Regions from separate parts of the Homo sapiens genome. Here region 2 is linked to region 1. Evidence: read pairs that join two places in POLR2A ChIA-PET (ENCODE). Cell type or tissue: MCF 10A. All regions are shown on one strand. Links, peaks and the distances in the headings refer to the core of each region. The heading gives the core; the rest is flanking DNA. Region 1 has its middle 110 kb from the start of N4BP1. Region 2 has its middle 25 kb from the start of SIAH1.

Region 1 (8,332 bases), core at 289-8,288:
GAACCAAAAGACACTACATAATTAATAGAATTAGAAGTAAAACTGTTAGCATATGACCAAAGTTACTGGAGCAGACACACTACATAACCAATATTTATTCCCCTTTACTTCCTTGTAACAGAACCCTAGTTTTGTTCAGGGCATCAATATGGTGTAATCATGATATGTAATGGATCATTCAGAAACCAGTGAATCTTAACCCTGGCTGCACATTGCAACCACGTAGAAGAGATTATAATTTAATTGGTCTAGGGCAAGGTTTCTCAACTTGACACTACTGACATTTTGAAGAGAATAATTCTGTGTTGTTGGGGGCTGTTCTGTGTGTTGTAGGGTGTTTTACACCATCCTGGCCTCTATCCACTTAATGGTGGGCGCACCTCGCCCCCAGTTACAAGGATCAAGACTGTACACAAACATTGCTAACTTACCCTTGGTTGAGAACCACTGACCCTAGGATAAGACCATGTTCAGAGACGTACACTTAAAAATATCCCTAGGAGATTCTAATATGTAACGAGGGTTGAGAACTATTGATATAAGCCAATTAGTCAATCCAGTTTCTTGTAGGTTTTTCCAGGTTCCCTTGCAGCTATGTGTGGTCATGTGACTTAGTTCTGGCCAGTGAGATTTAAGTGGAAGTTTGCTTTGCTAGAGGGTTTGTGAGAGGAGGTCTAAGAAAGCTTGTACTTTATTGATGAAAGGTGACAGACATAGCTCTTGTTTCCTGCCTACTCTCCTCTTTTTCCTGTTTGTATGAAGCTGTGATGTTTGGAGTTGTGGCCACCAACTTGTAATCAAATGAAGACAAGCATGAATATAAAAACTAGCCTGTTAAGGATGGCAGACAGGAAAGACAGGGAAGGCATAAAATAAAAAATTTATTTAAATTTTTATTTTATTTTAAACTGGGTCCCTGCTGGCAGTTTTTGGCAGCTGAACCAACAATAAGCAGGACTTGTTTAGTGAGTACAAATTTCTCCCTGTGTGTTTAAGCTGCTGTAGGCAGGTTTTTGTTATCTGAGTGAAAATCAATCACAATTACTACAGTTACGAATGTAATAAAAGGAAGAAGAAAAATAGATTACTGGTAGGATAGAGATGGGAAGGAAAGAGAATACTGTAAACAAGCTAAATCCTCATCTCTCATAACAGGAAGTATAAAGGGATGAATAAAAACAGTTGTATATATATCTCCAAAAGAATTGAAAACATATGTGCACACAAACACTTATATATGAACGCTCACAGCAGCGTTATTCATAATAGCCCCAGGTGGAAACAGTGTAAATGTCCACCAACTAATGAACGGATAAACGAAATGTAGTCTATACATACAATGTAGTCTATGCATACATTACTTTATGACCAGCTGTCATAAAGTAATGGGGCACTGACACACGCTACGACATGGATGAACCCTGAAATCATTACACTAAGTGATAGAAGCCAATCATACAAGGTTACATATTATGTGATTCCATTTGTATGAAATGTCCAGAAAAGGTAAATCTATAGAAACATAAAGTAGATGTGCCTGGCGCGGTGGCTCACCCCTGTAATTTCAGCACTTTGGGAGGCCGAGGCAGGCAGAGCATTTGAGGTCAGGAGTTCGAGGCCAGACTGGCCAACATGGTGAAACACCACCTCTACTCTATATACAAAAAATTAGCCGGGCGTAGTGGTGCATGCCTGTGATCTCAGCTACTCAAGAGGCTGAGGCAGGAGAATCGCTTTTGCCCGGCCAGTGTGCTCCCGAAGCCGGCTGAGGGCCGCAGCTCTGCCGGGATCAGGCTTCACGGTGGCGCGGCCGCTGTCCCGGATGCTGCGCCGGCTCCTAAGGTCCAACGCCACGGAGCTGCAGCTCACGGGTTCCGGTGATGCCGCCCCGCCCGGGCGAGTCCCCGCAAGCTGCCTCACAGGAGCTGTCCAGGTGGAGGCAGTTCTCGCGGGAGCACGAGGCCCCCTTCTCCGCCTTCCTCACAGACAGCTTCGGCGGGCAGCACAGCTACCTGCGGATCTCCCTCCCGGAGAAGTGCAACCTCAGATGTCAGTACTGCATGCCGGAGGAAGGGGTCCCGCTGACCCCCAAGGCCAACCTGCTGACCACAGAAGAGATGTTGACCACAAAAGAGATCCTGACCCTCGCCTGGCTTTTTGTGAAGGAAGGCGTCGAAAAGATCTGGCTCATGGGCGGAGAGCCGCTCATCCAGCCGGACGAGGTGGACATTGTGGCCCAGCTCCAGCGACTGGAAGGGCTGAGGACCATTGGTGTCACCACCAATGGCATCAACCTGGCCCGGCTGCTGCCCCAGCTTCAGAGGGCTGGTCTCAGCGCCATCAACATCAGCCTGGACACACTGGTGCCTGCCAAGTTTGAGTTCATTGTCCGCAGGAAAGGCTTCCACAAGGTCATGGAGGGCATCCACAAGGCCAATGAGCCAGGCTACAACCCTGTGAAGGTGAACTGTGTGGTGACGCGAGGCCTTAACGAGGATGAACTCCTGGACTTTGCGGCCTTGATCAAGGGCCTCCCCCTGGACGTGGCCTTCATAGAGTACATGCCCTTTGATGGCAACAAGTGGAACTTCAAGAAGATGGTCGCTATAAGGAGATGCTAGAAACTGTATGGCAGCTGTGGCCAGAGTTGGAGAAGCTGTCAGAGCAGGAATCCAGGACAGCCAAGGCCTTTAAAATCCCTGGCTTCCAAGGCCAGATCAGCTTCATCATGTCCATGTCTGAGCATTTCTGTGGGACCTGCAACCACCTGCAAATCACAGCTGACGGGAACCTCAAGGTCTGCCTCTTTGGAAACTCTGAGGTATCTCTACGGGATCACTGTGATCTGGGGCCTCCAAGCAGGAGCTGCTGAGAATCATTGGCGCTGCCGTGGGCAGGAAGAAGCAGCAGCATGCAGGCATGTTCAGTATTTCCCAGATGAAGAACTGGCCCATGATCCTCATCGGTGGGTGACCCCCATCAAGACATTTTTGATGTTCCACGATTCCCCACCAGCCAATCCAAGCATTTCCTCCTGGGACCCCCTCCATGTTCAAGGTCTGAGATCCAGAATGAATTTCTCCAGTCAGATGGCCACTTTATGGAAAGGATACAGGGTACCCCAGACCCCTCTTCTAGCCCAGCAGCAGCTAGGTTCTGGCTCCTTTCAGAGACACTACACTTCCCATGCAGACTCAGATGCCAACTCAAAGTGCCTTAGCCCAGGTTCCTGGGCTCCTGCTGCCCCCTCAGGACACCAGCTAAACTCAGAACAACTAACTCATGTGGATTTGGAAGGACGGGAAGCTATGGTAGATGTGGGCAGGAAGCCAGACACAGAGTGGTTGGCTGTGGCCTCAGCCATGGTCATCCTGGGGCCTGTAGCCTTCAAGCTTGTCCAGCAGAACCAGCTCAAGAAAGGAGATGCCCTGGTGGTGGCCCAGCTGGCTGGAGTCCGGGCAGCCAAGGTGACCAGCCAGCTGATCCCTCTGTGCCACCACGTGGCCCTGAGCCACGTCCAGGTGCAGCTGGAGCTGGACAGCACATGCCATGCTGTGGAGATCTGGGCATCTTGCCAGGCTCGGGGCCCCCACCAGGGTGGAAATGGAGGCCCTGACCTCTGCTGCAGTGGCCGCCCTCACCCTGTGTGACATGTGCAAGGCTATCAGCAGGGACATCGTGTTGGAGGAGATCAAGCTCATTAGCAAGACTGGAGTTCAGTGGGGGGACTTCCATTGGGTTTAGCTTCTGCCCTTCTCACCCATGGCCCAGCCAGGTCTGAAGATGGGGTGCAATTTAAGCTGAGGGAAAGACATCAAGTTCCTTTCATCACAGTCACTGTTTACCTTGAGCAGTAAACCTGAAGTCAGCCTGCTCTACTACTAGGCCTGCTGCTAGATGATCTTTAATGACCAATGGGGCTTCCTTTCTATAGGGAGGATACCAGGAGGCCCTTAAGCCTTCCAGGACACTAAGTTCATGGGAGCCAGACTGCAACAAGCAATGCTAGATAACTGAGAAATCATGTTCTTTCTGGACTATTTCAGACAAACAGTCTCAGACAGTCCAGCCCAGAAATGTTCCTTCTCATTTTGGGTTTTCTCTTCTCCTACTTTCCTGGGGAGAGATTAAGGGCTCATTAAGCGGAGGAACCCACTTTGAGGAGAGTAAAGCCCAAGCTTGCCTGAAGAATGCATCTCCCCAGCAGCTCTGCCTCCCTAAGTCTGTGAAGCCACAGCCCTGCCCTGTCCTGACTTTATCTCCCTTCTGCCCAAGTCTATGTCCCATCAAACTTGCAGCTTTTCAGCTTAACAGTTGCCTGGTCCTGCTGGCCCCCTTTTCTCAGGCCCCCCTCCTCTGAAACGGGATGTGAACACGTGGGCCACAGCCCTAAGGACTCCTGACAGACCACATAGCCCACAACTGGCCCTGCTCATGGCTGTTCCACCCACCCCTCTTTATTCTGGAGCATATCAGGGAAAGAAGAGTTGACGATAGATTGCCTTCACCCTCACAGTGCACAAATAAAGCTACGATGCCAACTTTGCATATGCAATAAATAAATAAATAAATAAAGTAAGTAAGTAAATAGATGAGTAGTTGCCTGGGGTTGGGGGAGGGGCAATGGGGAATGATTGCCTAATGGATATCGGGTTTCCTTTTGGCATGATGAAAACATCCTAAAACTAGATAGTGGTGATAGTTGCACAACTTTATGAATATACAAAACCCCACTGAATTGCACTCTTTAAAAGGATGAATTTAATGGTATGTGAATTATACCTCATAAATAAAAATTAAAAAAAAACACAGAAACAGCTTTATAAGCTGAGTATTAGAGGCATGGAAGGATCCATCAAAAGGCAAAGTTGAAAGAGACTCCTTCTTAGGAGCAGGAAGAGGACTTGGGAGGGCAATTGTTTTTCATTATTAGTCCTTCTGGATCCTTTGAGACATACATATATATATATATTTTAAATGTATCTGTATTACTTTGGTAAAATTTTTAAAGAAAATTTAAAGGAAAAAAGTGACATAAGAATCTTTCTTTCTTTGTAGCCTTGGATAAGCTAGCAACTCATGTAAGCAAGAACTTTTCTCTCTTATTTCCAGGCAAGCTGCCAAATTAAATCCCTTTCTTTTCCTGCTGGCGTCTGCCAACGTGATGTCAGAGACTGAAAACTAGCTTCTAAGTAAATAGGAAAAAAGAAAAATAAAAAGCACATTCTTAACTAAAATCACACATTTATAATTCTTCAGGCTCATGACTAACACAATGTTTTTCATAACCCTGAAAAAGTGAGGAGCATGTCATAACTCACAAATAACCTCTAAAACCATTTAAGAGCTTTTTAGCAAGAGAAAGGAGAGTGTTAAACAGCAGTAAGCTGTCACATCAATCCAGATCTAAATTCCAAACCAGTAGGACAAATGTACACAGCCACGTGTACATGAACTCTGCAGATATCAAAATAGAAGTTTATGCTTTCAGCTGAGCAATCCATTTTCCTGGGGAGAACACTTTCTTCCTGCAAATGAGTATGAAAGGCCTCAAATTCAAGATTTCTGAGCAACTGCTCCTGAAGAATCCAGTTTCAACTCCTACAAAATGCAACTTAAAAACAAAATGTAGACATATTTTCTTTTCTTTCTCTTTTTCTGAGATGGAGTCTTGCTCTGTTGCCCAGGCTGGAGTGCAGTGATGTGATCTCGGCTCACTGAAACCTCCGCCTCCCAGGTTCAAGTGATTCTCCTGCCTCAGCCTCCCGAGTAGCTGGGATTACAGGCGCCCGCCACCACGCCCAGCTAATTTTTGTATTTTTAGTAGAGACGTGGTTTCACCATGTTGGTCAGGCTAGTCTCGAACTCCTGACCTCGCGATCCACCCGCCTCGGCCTCCCAAAGTGCTGGGATTACAAGCGTAAGCCACTGCGCCCGGCCCTTTCTTTCTTTCTCGATTTTCTTTTCTTTCTTTCTTTCGTTCTCTCCTCTCTGTCTTCTTCTTCTTCTTCTTTTTTTTTTCTGACAAGGTCTCACTCTGTCACCCAGGCTGGAGTGTAGTGGTACGATCTCGGCTCACTTTCAACTCTGCCTCCCAGGCTCCAGCGATCCTCCCAGGTAGCTGGGACTACAGGTGTGTGCCACAACACCCGGCTAATTTTTTTATTTTTATTTTTTTTGTAGAGGCGGGGATTTCCTCATGTTGCTCAGGCTGGTCTCGAACTCCTGAGCTCAAGCAACCCACCCACCCCGGCCTCCCCAAGTGCTGGGGTTACAGGTGTGAGCCACTGCACCCGGTCTCGGACGCATTTTCATTAGGTGCCCTCTGACGTCAGCAGCTGGTTGAAGGTTTAATGGCTTAGAGTGCGCACAGAGTGGGGTGGGAACTTGTGTGTCTCACCCCTGCCCCACCCCGCTTGGGTTTCCCTACAGTTTCTACCAGGTTCATAAGCAGAACCTAAAACAAATGGGTTTAGAAGTAACTTTAGCCTCTTTGGCTACTTCTGGTGCTCGCCGAATCCAGAAAAATGGTCTTTTTAAATGTCCTGTTATTTTGCACAAACGATTTCCTGCTTAGAGTGAGGAGCAAAACCTCTGGCTTTTAACCCTGCCAAAGACCTACTTGAAGTCAATCTGTGCATATTTAATTTTTCAGGCTCAGCAAGGTCTTATCTCATTCTATCTGCATTTTATAACAATCCCACATTTTCTCTCTACTTTCCTCAAGCATTCTAACCCTTCCGTGTCCTCGCTGCCCGCCACCCACTCAAGGGAACTTCACCTACTCAAGAGCCACAGGGGCTGGACAGAAGAACCTGGCAGCTGTCCAAAGCCTTCAGCGCCTAATTTCCCACCAAGTGCAAGACTGACAAGGTTCTTCCCTGCGGTCTCCTCTTGCCAATCCTCACCGCGTTCTTAGTTCCTGCCTCAGTGTTATTTTCTCCAAGCAACATAGCAAGTGAGGCCCGATGGGTCTGGAAGGCTTACACGGCCCAAAGGGACAATGACGGCAGGCTTCAGAGCTGTGGTTGAGAGTCTGGAGGATTTCAGCCTGGATTTCACATACCATCCTCATCATGAGGAAGGAAGCAGCCCCCATCTGGGAGCTGGGAGGTAGGTTGGTTGCCGACAGCACCAGGTTCACCTACTGAGGGTTCACATCTGTGAAAAAGTTTCTCCTTCCCACTAACTGGATCCCATTTGGCCTGGTTTGAGTCATGTGTTCATCCCTGGGCCAATCACTATTGCCTAATGGAAGGATTCTGATAGGCCACATCCAAGTCGCATGATCATGTTGAGTCATGTGCTCATCTCTGGACCAATCACTGTGACCTACTGGGCAGATTCTAATAAGCCAGGCCCAAGTCACATGATCACCTTCCTGATTGTGGGGGTGAGAAGTCAGGATTGTAGTTACCAAAAGAAGGGGAGTGAATCTCAGAGAAACAAGAACAGTGGCTTTCTCTACATATATCTACTCAAAAACAGCAACAGCAAACAAAAAATTAGAAGGAAGGATGAAGACAAACACTAGGAACATAAAAGTCTCTCCTATTCTCTAGATAGATGCATCCTTAGGATCAACCTCTACATATCATTTTGTAACTGTTATTTTTACTTATTTGTTGAGGACTTAGTATATACAGTGCTCTAATAAAGCTCAGCACAGAGGAGGCATAGAAAGACTGGGAAAAAAGGTAAGTGCAGCTGGGAGCAGTGGCTCACACCTATAATCCCAGCACTTTGGGAGGGTGAGGCAGGAGGATCGCTTGAGGCCATGAGTTCAAGGCCAGCCTGGGCAACATAAGATGTCTGTCTGTAAAAAACTAAAAGAAAATAAATTAGCCAGTGTGGTGGCACATGACTATAGTTCCAGCTACTCAGGAAGCTGAGGCGGGAGGATCGCTTGAGCCCAGGAGTTCCATGCTGCAGTGAGCTATGATCGTGACAGAGTGAGACTGTGAGTCTTAAAAAAAAAGAAAAAGTAAATACTTTTTTAAGCTTTTAATATAAATGAGCACACTGTCCCTAGAGGGATTTCATCTTTGTACACCCACTCACTGTGCCTAGACTTCCCTACCCACCAGCCTCAGCATAGCACAGCCATGGAACCATCCTCCCACAGAAGACAATGCTCAGAGGTCTCTTTCCAGGAAGGCCTTTTCAGGAGGCCTCAACCTCCAATTCGAGTCTCTGAGGCTTAAAAACTGAAAAGTCTGGAAAATGTCCATCTTACACCCTTTCACCTCCTTATTGGAGGCCCTATGCCCCCCCGATGTCCTTCTCTCCTGTTGCCCTTCAGGTGTTGGCCAGAGATAGCTTAAGGCAAGAA
Region 2 (8,332 bases), core at 97-8,096, 89 kb before region 1:
GGTATACAGGTATACTGTTTGCCCATTTTATAAATGAGGAAATAAGGTTCAGGAAATGCAACCAAAGTCATTACAAATAGGCAGTCATGTAGTTGGCCTTCACACTGAGGTCTGTCTGGGTCCGAAGTTCATTTCTTTCCACCACTCAGCCTCCCTATCTCCTTTATTTCTTTACCACTTTCAATTACAAGTCACTGACTCTGTCAAACATGCTAGGAAGGACAGTTGAAGCCATGCTGCACTCCCCTCAGCCTTCAGTCTCTGCTCTCCAACCTTTTTTTTCTTTTTTCTCGCTATCTCGCCCAGGCTGGAGTGCAGTGGTGTGATCTCAACTCACTGTAACCTCTGCCTCCTGGGTTCAAGTGGTTCTCCTGCGTCAGCCTCCGGAGTTGCTGTGACTATAGGCATGAGCCATCACACCTGGCTAATTTTTGTATTTTTAGTAGAGATGGGGTTTCACCATGTTGGCCAGGCTGGTCTTGAACTCCTGACTTCAGGTGATCCACCTGCCTCGGCCTCCCAAAGTGCTGGGATTACAGGTGTCCAAGCAACGTTGTTCTCTGGGCCATGCTGTATTTTGACTGCAAACATGGGTTGAACCCTTGCTTTGGGCCAGATGCTGTGCTGAGCAACTCCCATGCTCCTGCAGTATCATTACCACCCTATGAGATAGTCACCATGGTCAGCCCCACTGCACAGAGAATAGAACAGATCCAGCGAGCTCAGAAGCTGCACAAGTCAGATGGATTCCTTAGGCTCAGGGAACTTCCATCTGGGAAGTAAAGGTCTTGCCATATGCACTCATAGTGGGTAGTACGTTTTGTACGCTCATCTAGACCGATATCCCCCCTAATCCATGGCTCTGGGCAGCATCATGGAGTTTCTCTTTCATAATCCTGAAAGAGCAACCTGGGGTGGGGGAATTTTGTTCCCACACAACACGCTTGTGTATTGTTATAATTTATTAAATAACTTGTTGTATGACTTTATAATAAAAAGTTATTTATTTACTTGAGACAGGGTCTTGGTCTGTTGCTAAGGCTGCAGTGCAGTGCTGTGATCTTAGCTCACTGTAGTCTCAAACTCCTGGACTCAAGCGATCTTCCCTCCTCAGCATCCCAAGTAACTAGGACAACAGGCATGCACCACCACACCCAGCTAATTTTTAAATTTTTTATACAGATGGGGGTCTCACTATGTTGCCCAGGCTGGTCTAGAACTCCTGGGCTCAAGCCATCCACCCACCTCAGTCCCCCAGAGTGCTGGGATTACAGGTGTCAGCACCACGCCTGGCCTATAATGAGAAGGTTTTATTTTTATTTTTATTTTATTTTTGAGACGGAGTCTTACTGTGTCACCAAGACTGGAGTGCAATGGCACCATCTCGGCTCACTGCAACCTCTGCCTCCCAGGTTCAAGTGATTCTCCTGCCTCAGCCTCCTCAGTAGCTGGGATTACAGGTATCTGCCATCATGCCCAGCTAATTTTTGTATTTTTGTAGAGACGGGGTTTCACCATGTTGGCCAGGCTGGTCTTAAACTCCTGACTTCAGGTGATCTGCCCGCCTCAGCCTCCCAAGTGCTGGGATTACAGGCATGAGTCACAGAGCCCAGCTGAGAAGATTTTTTAATACTAAAAATAAGATATAATTTATTATAAAGACAAAGATAAGTTCTCATATCAAATAAAAGGAGAGAAAATTTCAGGGCCAGGTAAACATTTCAGATATTAGTCCCTCCTCTTCCTCCTGTGTTACAAAAAAATAGTTTGTTTTGTGAGAGGGGGAAAATCAGTAATTGGACCAAATAAAAAGTTTTTACAAATTCATTCACCCATTAAAAAATATATTGTTTTGCTTCCTGTACTAAGTTCAGTGGAGAATAGAAAAATGCATGAGCTTTCATCCCTACCCTCAAGGAATCTACCATCTCACCAGGGAGGTGACTAGAACACGATCATTTGAATAAATGCAGAAGTAAGGCTAGGCACAGTGGCTCACCTCTGTAATCCCAGCAGTTTAGGAGGCTGAGGCTGGAGAATGGTTTGAGTTTAAGAGTTCAAGACCAGCCTGAGCAACATAGTGAGACCACTGTCTCTCCAAAAAAAAAAAAAAAAAAAAAAATTAGCTGGACTTGGTGGTGCACACCTAGAGTCCCAGCTACTTGGGAGGCTGAGGTGGGAGGATCATCTGAGCCCAGGAGGTTGAGGCTGCAGTGAGCTGTGATAACACCACTGTGAGATCCTGTCTCAAAAAAAAAAAGCATGCATGGAAAAATTGAGACTCGGTGTAGGGGCACATCAGAAAGAGAAGGCAGTGCTTCAGTTGGATGCAGGAGATGGGAGGAGAAAGGGAGTGTGGAGAGGGGAGGAGAGGGGGCATGCATGCTGGAGGGGCACAGGGAAATGGAGGCTGGATAAGGGGATTGTTTTGGGGAGGTAAATCTGGACACATCAACTGGAGTCAGATTGGGTCTTTTTTTTTGAGACAGAGTCTTGCTCTGTCACCCAGGCTGGAGAGCAATGGCACCATCTTGGCTCACTGCAACCTTGGCTTCCCAGGTTCAAACAATTCACCTGCCTCAGCCTCCTGAGTAGCTGGGATTACAGACATGTGCCACCATGCCTGGATAATTTTTTCATTTTTAGTACAGATGGGGTTTCACCATATTGACCAGGCTGGTCTCGAAGTCCTAGCCTAAGGTGATCCGCTCACCTCGGCCTTCCAAAGTGCTGGGATTACAGGCATGAGCCACCACGCCCGGCCCAGATTGGGTCTTTAATGCCTAAGAAATGTGGACTAAACTGATGGCTGCTGTGTGTTTGTGGGTTTGTGGAGTCATGGTGCTAAGCAGCTAAGGAAGGCCACACAAGGGAGACAACTGGAAGAATGCAGAAGTGTTGGATGGCTGCCAGTCCCACTGCAGGGAAAGGCAACTGTAGAGGAAGAAAGAGAACAGGGTGAGGGGAGGCTGGGTGCCTGTGAAATGACTCCACTTCACTCCTCCTTGGGAAGCCTGCTCTCCTTTCCCTGGTCGCGGAGAGGCAGCTGCAAGATGCGAGTATTTACTGGAGAGATGAACAGAAATGCTTTACCTGTCCTATAAAGCTATTTCAGGACATGGATTCAGCAAAGATACAGCTTCCATCTTTTCATTTTAGTGAATTTCAAAGTCATATTTCCTTCTACTTTACTGGACATATTGGAGTGACACAAATCTGAGATTCATAGAATTTTAAAATGTTAGAGCTGGAGAAACTTCTATGTTTATAGGATATCTCTACAAACCCTTATTTATTTTTTATTTTATTTTTTTGAGACAGAGTCTTACTCTGTCACCCAGGCTGGAGTGCAGTGGTGTGATCTTGGCTCACTGCAACCTCCACCTCCCGGGTTCAAGTGATTCTCCTGCCTCAGCCTCCTGAGTAGCTGAGACTTCAGGTGTGTGCCACCATGTCTGGCTAATTTTTGTATTTTTAGTAGAGATAGAGTTTCACCATGTTGGCCAGGCTGGTCTCAAACTCCTGACCTCAGGGATCTGCCCACCTTGGTCTCCCAAAGTGCTGAGATTATAGGCGTGAGCCACCAAGCCCAGCCTACAAACCTTATTTAACATCTGACTTTCAACATTTGAATTTGAAGTCCTTTAAAATTGGGTAATGTTTCTTATAATCCTAGGAGGGAAAAGTAAGAGCTTTCTTTTCTCTTTGTTTTCTTCCTCCTTTTAATAAAAACAAATAGACAAAACTGTTTGTTAGATGGAACTTAAGAGAACTTTGTCAAGAGAGAACTTCAAGACGACCTGGAATATCTTTTTTTTTTTTTTTTTTTAGACAGAATTTCCTTCTGTTGCCCAGGCTGGAGTACAGTGGCTTGATCTTAGCTCACTGCAATCTTCTCCTCCCGGGCTCAAGCGATCCTCCCACCTCAGCCTCCCAAGTAGCTGGGACTACAGACACGCTTCTGAGCTCAAGCCATCCAACCGCCTCGGCCTCCCTAAATGCTGGGATTATAGGCATGGGCCAACCATGCCTGGCCAGCCTGGAATATTCTACGTTGACCTCACACACCACCCTTCCCAAAGTGGACTCAAATGCTAGAATCTGCCCTTACTGCAAAGAGAGAGAGGGCTTATCAGTCACTTTCATGAGTCACCCAGGCTGCTGCACATACTAACTATCCAATATGCAGCAACAAATCAGAAGCAGGCCAAGGTTCATGGCATACACACTTGAGCAATCCTCAGAGAGAGGCTGCCAGAAGCCACATGCATTCTACCCCCTCAGCGTTCCTCTCATCCGCCCTTCCTCATCAGCGAGGTGGCTTCCTTGGGGTCTTTCAGAGCTCAAGCGTGGGTGACATCCAGGAAGTGGGCTCTGCCCTTGAGCTCCCAGTGCAGGCCAGGAGCCTCCCTTCTCTAGTCCTGCCCCTTCCTTGGCACTCACACAAGGATTTTGTGACCTCCCTCTGCACCTCCTGAACACTAATTACAGGTGTGTGTCTACACACATGACTACCTCAGAAGCTACAGGACAGCCTCTGTGCACAGAATTCCTTAGGTAAGGGCGAGGGCACAATTGCACAAGCCTTGCCTCGGCCAAGTTTTCCACTAAAAACAAATTGTTACTTGGCAGCCAAAGCAATTAGGCCCAGTTCAGGAAATTATCTACCCCCGAATAGAGCACCAAAACAGTCTGGGACCACCAGCCTTCCCCACCGTCTTCACATGTGGTTCAATAGAACTGAGCAATGCATGTATTTGTTCACAACAATTTATGCAAGAGTTGGATTCAGGAATAAGCAGCTCAAAAATGTATTTATGGCTAACAAAATTAGATGGTTAGAGAAAGATGGGTGGTAGATGTGATGTTCTCAGAGTTAGTTAATTAGCATTACTAGTTTTCGAGCCCTACACTCTTCTTTTTTTTTTTTTTTTTTTTTGAGACAGAAGTCTCCCTCTGCCACCCATGCTGGAGTGCAGTGGCACGATCTTGGCTCACTGCAACCTCTGCCTCCTGGGTTGAACCGATTCTTATGCCTCAGCTTACCAAGTAGCTGGGACTACAGGCATGCACCACTACACCTGGCTAATTTTTGTATTTTTAGTAGAGATGGGGTTTCACCATGTTAGCCAGGCTGGTCTTGAAATCCTGACTTCAAGTGACCCACCAGCCTCAGCCTCCCAAAGTGCTGGATTATAGGCATGCGCCACCACACCCGGCCTTCTTATTATTATTTATAAGAAACCCCACCTTTACTAAGAGTACAAAAATTAGCTGGGCATGGTAGTGCACACCTGTAATCCCAGCTACAGGGAGGTTGAACTCGGGAGGCAGAGGCTGCAGTGAGCCAAGATTGCACCACTGTACTCCAGCCTGGGCAACAGAGTGAGACTCTGTGTAAAAACAACAACAACAAAAATTCTGAGAGGTGAGGGGACAAAAAGGGAGATGAAAATCAGATCCCAGAAGTACAAGCACATGCAGATGTGGAAGCGTGACAGTGCCGATACGAATCCCTGTGGAGAGTGCCCGTGGATGCATATGGGGAATAATAAGAGGTGAGTTCAGGGACAGTCCTGCAGACCATGCTACAGAGCTCCTGTTTTATCTTATGGGTGGGGAGCCATTCAAGAGTGTAAGCAGACAAGCAGGTTTGTGTCTGGGCAAGAGCATTCTGGATGCTAAATCCACAAGGGGTTGGAGAGGGGCACCATCAGCGTCAGGGAGACCAGACAGCCTGTAGCAGTGACCAGGTGAGGGATGATCTGGGCTTTGGTTGTAGCTTGGGTGTAGACAGAAGAAGGTAACCTAGAGGTACATTGTGGGGATAAAATCCATAGGACTAGCTATGGATTGCATATAGGAGGTGAGCAAAAAGGAAAAATTAAAATACTTAAGTGGGCCAGGTGCAGTGGCTTACACCTGTAATCCTAGCACTTTGGGAGGCCGAGTTGGGTGGATTGCTTGAGGTCAGGAGTTTGAGACCAGCCTGGCCAACATGGCGAAACCCCATCTCTATTAAAAATACAAAAATTAGCTGGGCACGTTGGCGCATGCCTGTAACCCCACCTTTTTGGGAGGCTGAGGCAGGAGAACTACTTGAACCCAGAAGGCAGAAGTTGCAGTGAGCTGAGATCATGCCACTGCACTTCAGCCTGGGTGACAGAGCAAGGCTCCGTCTCAAAAACAAATCAAAAAACCAAAAAAACAAAAAAAAAAACACTGAAGTGTCTTGCTTGGGCACTAGGTAGATGCCATTTGTGATGATGGTGCAATGGACTGCATGTTTGCATCCACCCCCCAAAATTCCCAATATGATGGTAATAGGAGGTGGGGCCTTTGAGAGGTAATTAGGTCGTGAGGGTGGATCCCCCCACGAATGAGATTAGTGTCATAAAAGAGACTCCAGAGAGCTCCCTTCAGCCCTCTTCCCACCTTGTGAGGACACGATGAGAAGTCGGCAGTCTGCAACCTGGATGAAGGACTTCACCAGAATCCTACATGCTTGGACCCTGATCTCAGACTTCTAGCCCCCAGAACTGTGAGAAATATATTGCTGCTGTTTATAAGCCACCCAGTCTAAGGTACTTAGCCATAATAGCCCAAACTAAGACAGATATAAAGACTGGGGAGAAGGGTGGAGGGTGTGCTCAGGATGAATTAGGAAAAATCCATCGTTAAGCCTGGAATGCTTACAGGAAACTTAAAATATGCCTGGGGCAAGCCTAGAGAACAATTTAGGAACACTCATGCTTGCCCAGGACCAGACACTGTATTATCCACCTCAAAACTCTGTGTCCTGCGTTTTCCTTTTAGATAGAAAACAAAACCAAAACCCCCCAAAATCCTTTGTGGTTCCCTTTTGCCTAAGCATGGGTTTTAACCTGGATGTGCCCCTGAATCACATTTGAGCTCTCTGGATGCATATCACTTCTTATCTTTTTTTTTTTTTTATACAAGGTCTTGCTCTGTCACCCAGGCTGGAGTGCTGAGGCGCTATCATGGCCAGGCTAGAGTGCAGTGGCGCGATCTCCGCTCACTGCAACCTCCGCCTCCTGGGTTCAAGTGATTCTTCTGCCTCAGCCCCCCAGTAGCTGGGATTACAGCCATGCACCAGTATGTCCAGCTAATTTTTGCATTTTTAGTAGAGGCAGGGTTTTACCATGTTGGCCAGGCTGGTCTCAAACTCCTGCCTTCAAGTGGTCTGCCTGCTTCAGTCTCCCAAAGTGCTGGGATTACAGGCAAGAGCCACTGCACCCGGCCAATTAAAAAATTTTTGTTTCCTAGAGATGGGGTCCCTATGTTGCCCATGCTGGTCATTTAACTCCTGGGCTCCAGTAATCCTCCTTCCTCAGCCTCCAAAGTACTGGGATTATAGATGTGGGACACTGTGCCTGGCCACACCTTTTATCTAAAGGGCTGGGCCCTCTTCTACATGTAGGACACAGAATCGGCCCTGGGTAGGCTGGTTGCACCTGGCAGTTTTTCAAGTACTGTTTATATATTTAAAATTTTCTGTTTGCAAAAGCAATGTATACACATTGTAAAAATTCAAATCATGTGGAAATGTAAACACACACACACACTCCAAAAAACAAAGAACAACAAAACAGAAACCAGGAGTCCCTCCTAAACCCCACTCGCCTGCCCCCACACCTCCCATCAAGGTTTGTTCTTTTTTTTTTTTTTTTCAGTTGAGACAGTCTCACTCTGTTGCCCAAGCTGGAGTGCAGTGGCGTGATCTCAGCTCACTGCAACCTCTGCTTCCCAGGTTCAAGCAATTCTCCTGCCTCAGACTCCCCAGTAGCTGGGATTATAGGCATGCACCACCACGCCCAGCTAATTTTTGTATTTTTAGTAGAGACGGGGTTTTGTCATGTTGGCCAGGCTGGTCTCGAACCCCTGACCTCAGGTGATCTGCCTGCCTCGGATTCCCAAAGTGCTGGGATTACAGGCATGAGCCACCGCGCCCGGCCTAAGATTTGTTCTTAATGTGATGGTGTAATTGGCCAGATCTGGATCTGAAATTGATGCATCCTTTCCGAATCATACTTGTGGGTTGCCAGCAAACAGCCTTGCATGGGAAACTCCCCTTCCTGAGTCACTTGGGGGAAAGCTGAGATGGCCTGAAATTCTAAGAAGGTGTAGGAACTGCAGTGTCAGGAGGGGAAGACTGCAAGACTGCCAACTTGCTGAAATGTGCACAGGGCCAGCCGCCAGGACCATCCCCTCAGTACCCCTGAGCCAGTTAGGAAGTCTGCAACTACTCTACTTACTTTCATTTTTAAAAATCAACACTTCAATTATTTTTATATAAGTAAAATTTTTTTTT

What was found. ChIA-PET counts read pairs that join two places held together with the same protein. Peaks named below come from ENCODE experiments on the same cell type or tissue, not always from the same donor. Only the 100,000 strongest peaks of a DNase experiment are listed, where the experiment ranks them.
Region 2: POLR2A ChIA-PET joins it to region 1 with 20 read pairs; 2 of 35 experiments call an interaction of 5 or more read pairs at or near these places.

Annotation. Positions count from the first base shown.
Region 1 is chr16:48,494,869-48,503,200 of GRCh38, forward strand. It overlaps the pseudogene MOCS1P1. Among named protein-coding and RNA genes, the nearest start is that of N4BP1, 110 kb to the right of the region's middle. In MCF 10A, for the core only: no CTCF peak of the experiment used is centred there; DNase peaks (open chromatin) are centred at 4,623 and 5,133.
Region 2 is chr16:48,405,985-48,414,316 of GRCh38, forward strand. No RefSeq gene overlaps it. Among named protein-coding and RNA genes, the nearest start is that of SIAH1, 25 kb to the left of the region's middle. In MCF 10A, for the core only: no CTCF peak of the experiment used is centred there; DNase peaks (open chromatin) are centred at 4,197, 4,497 and 8,077.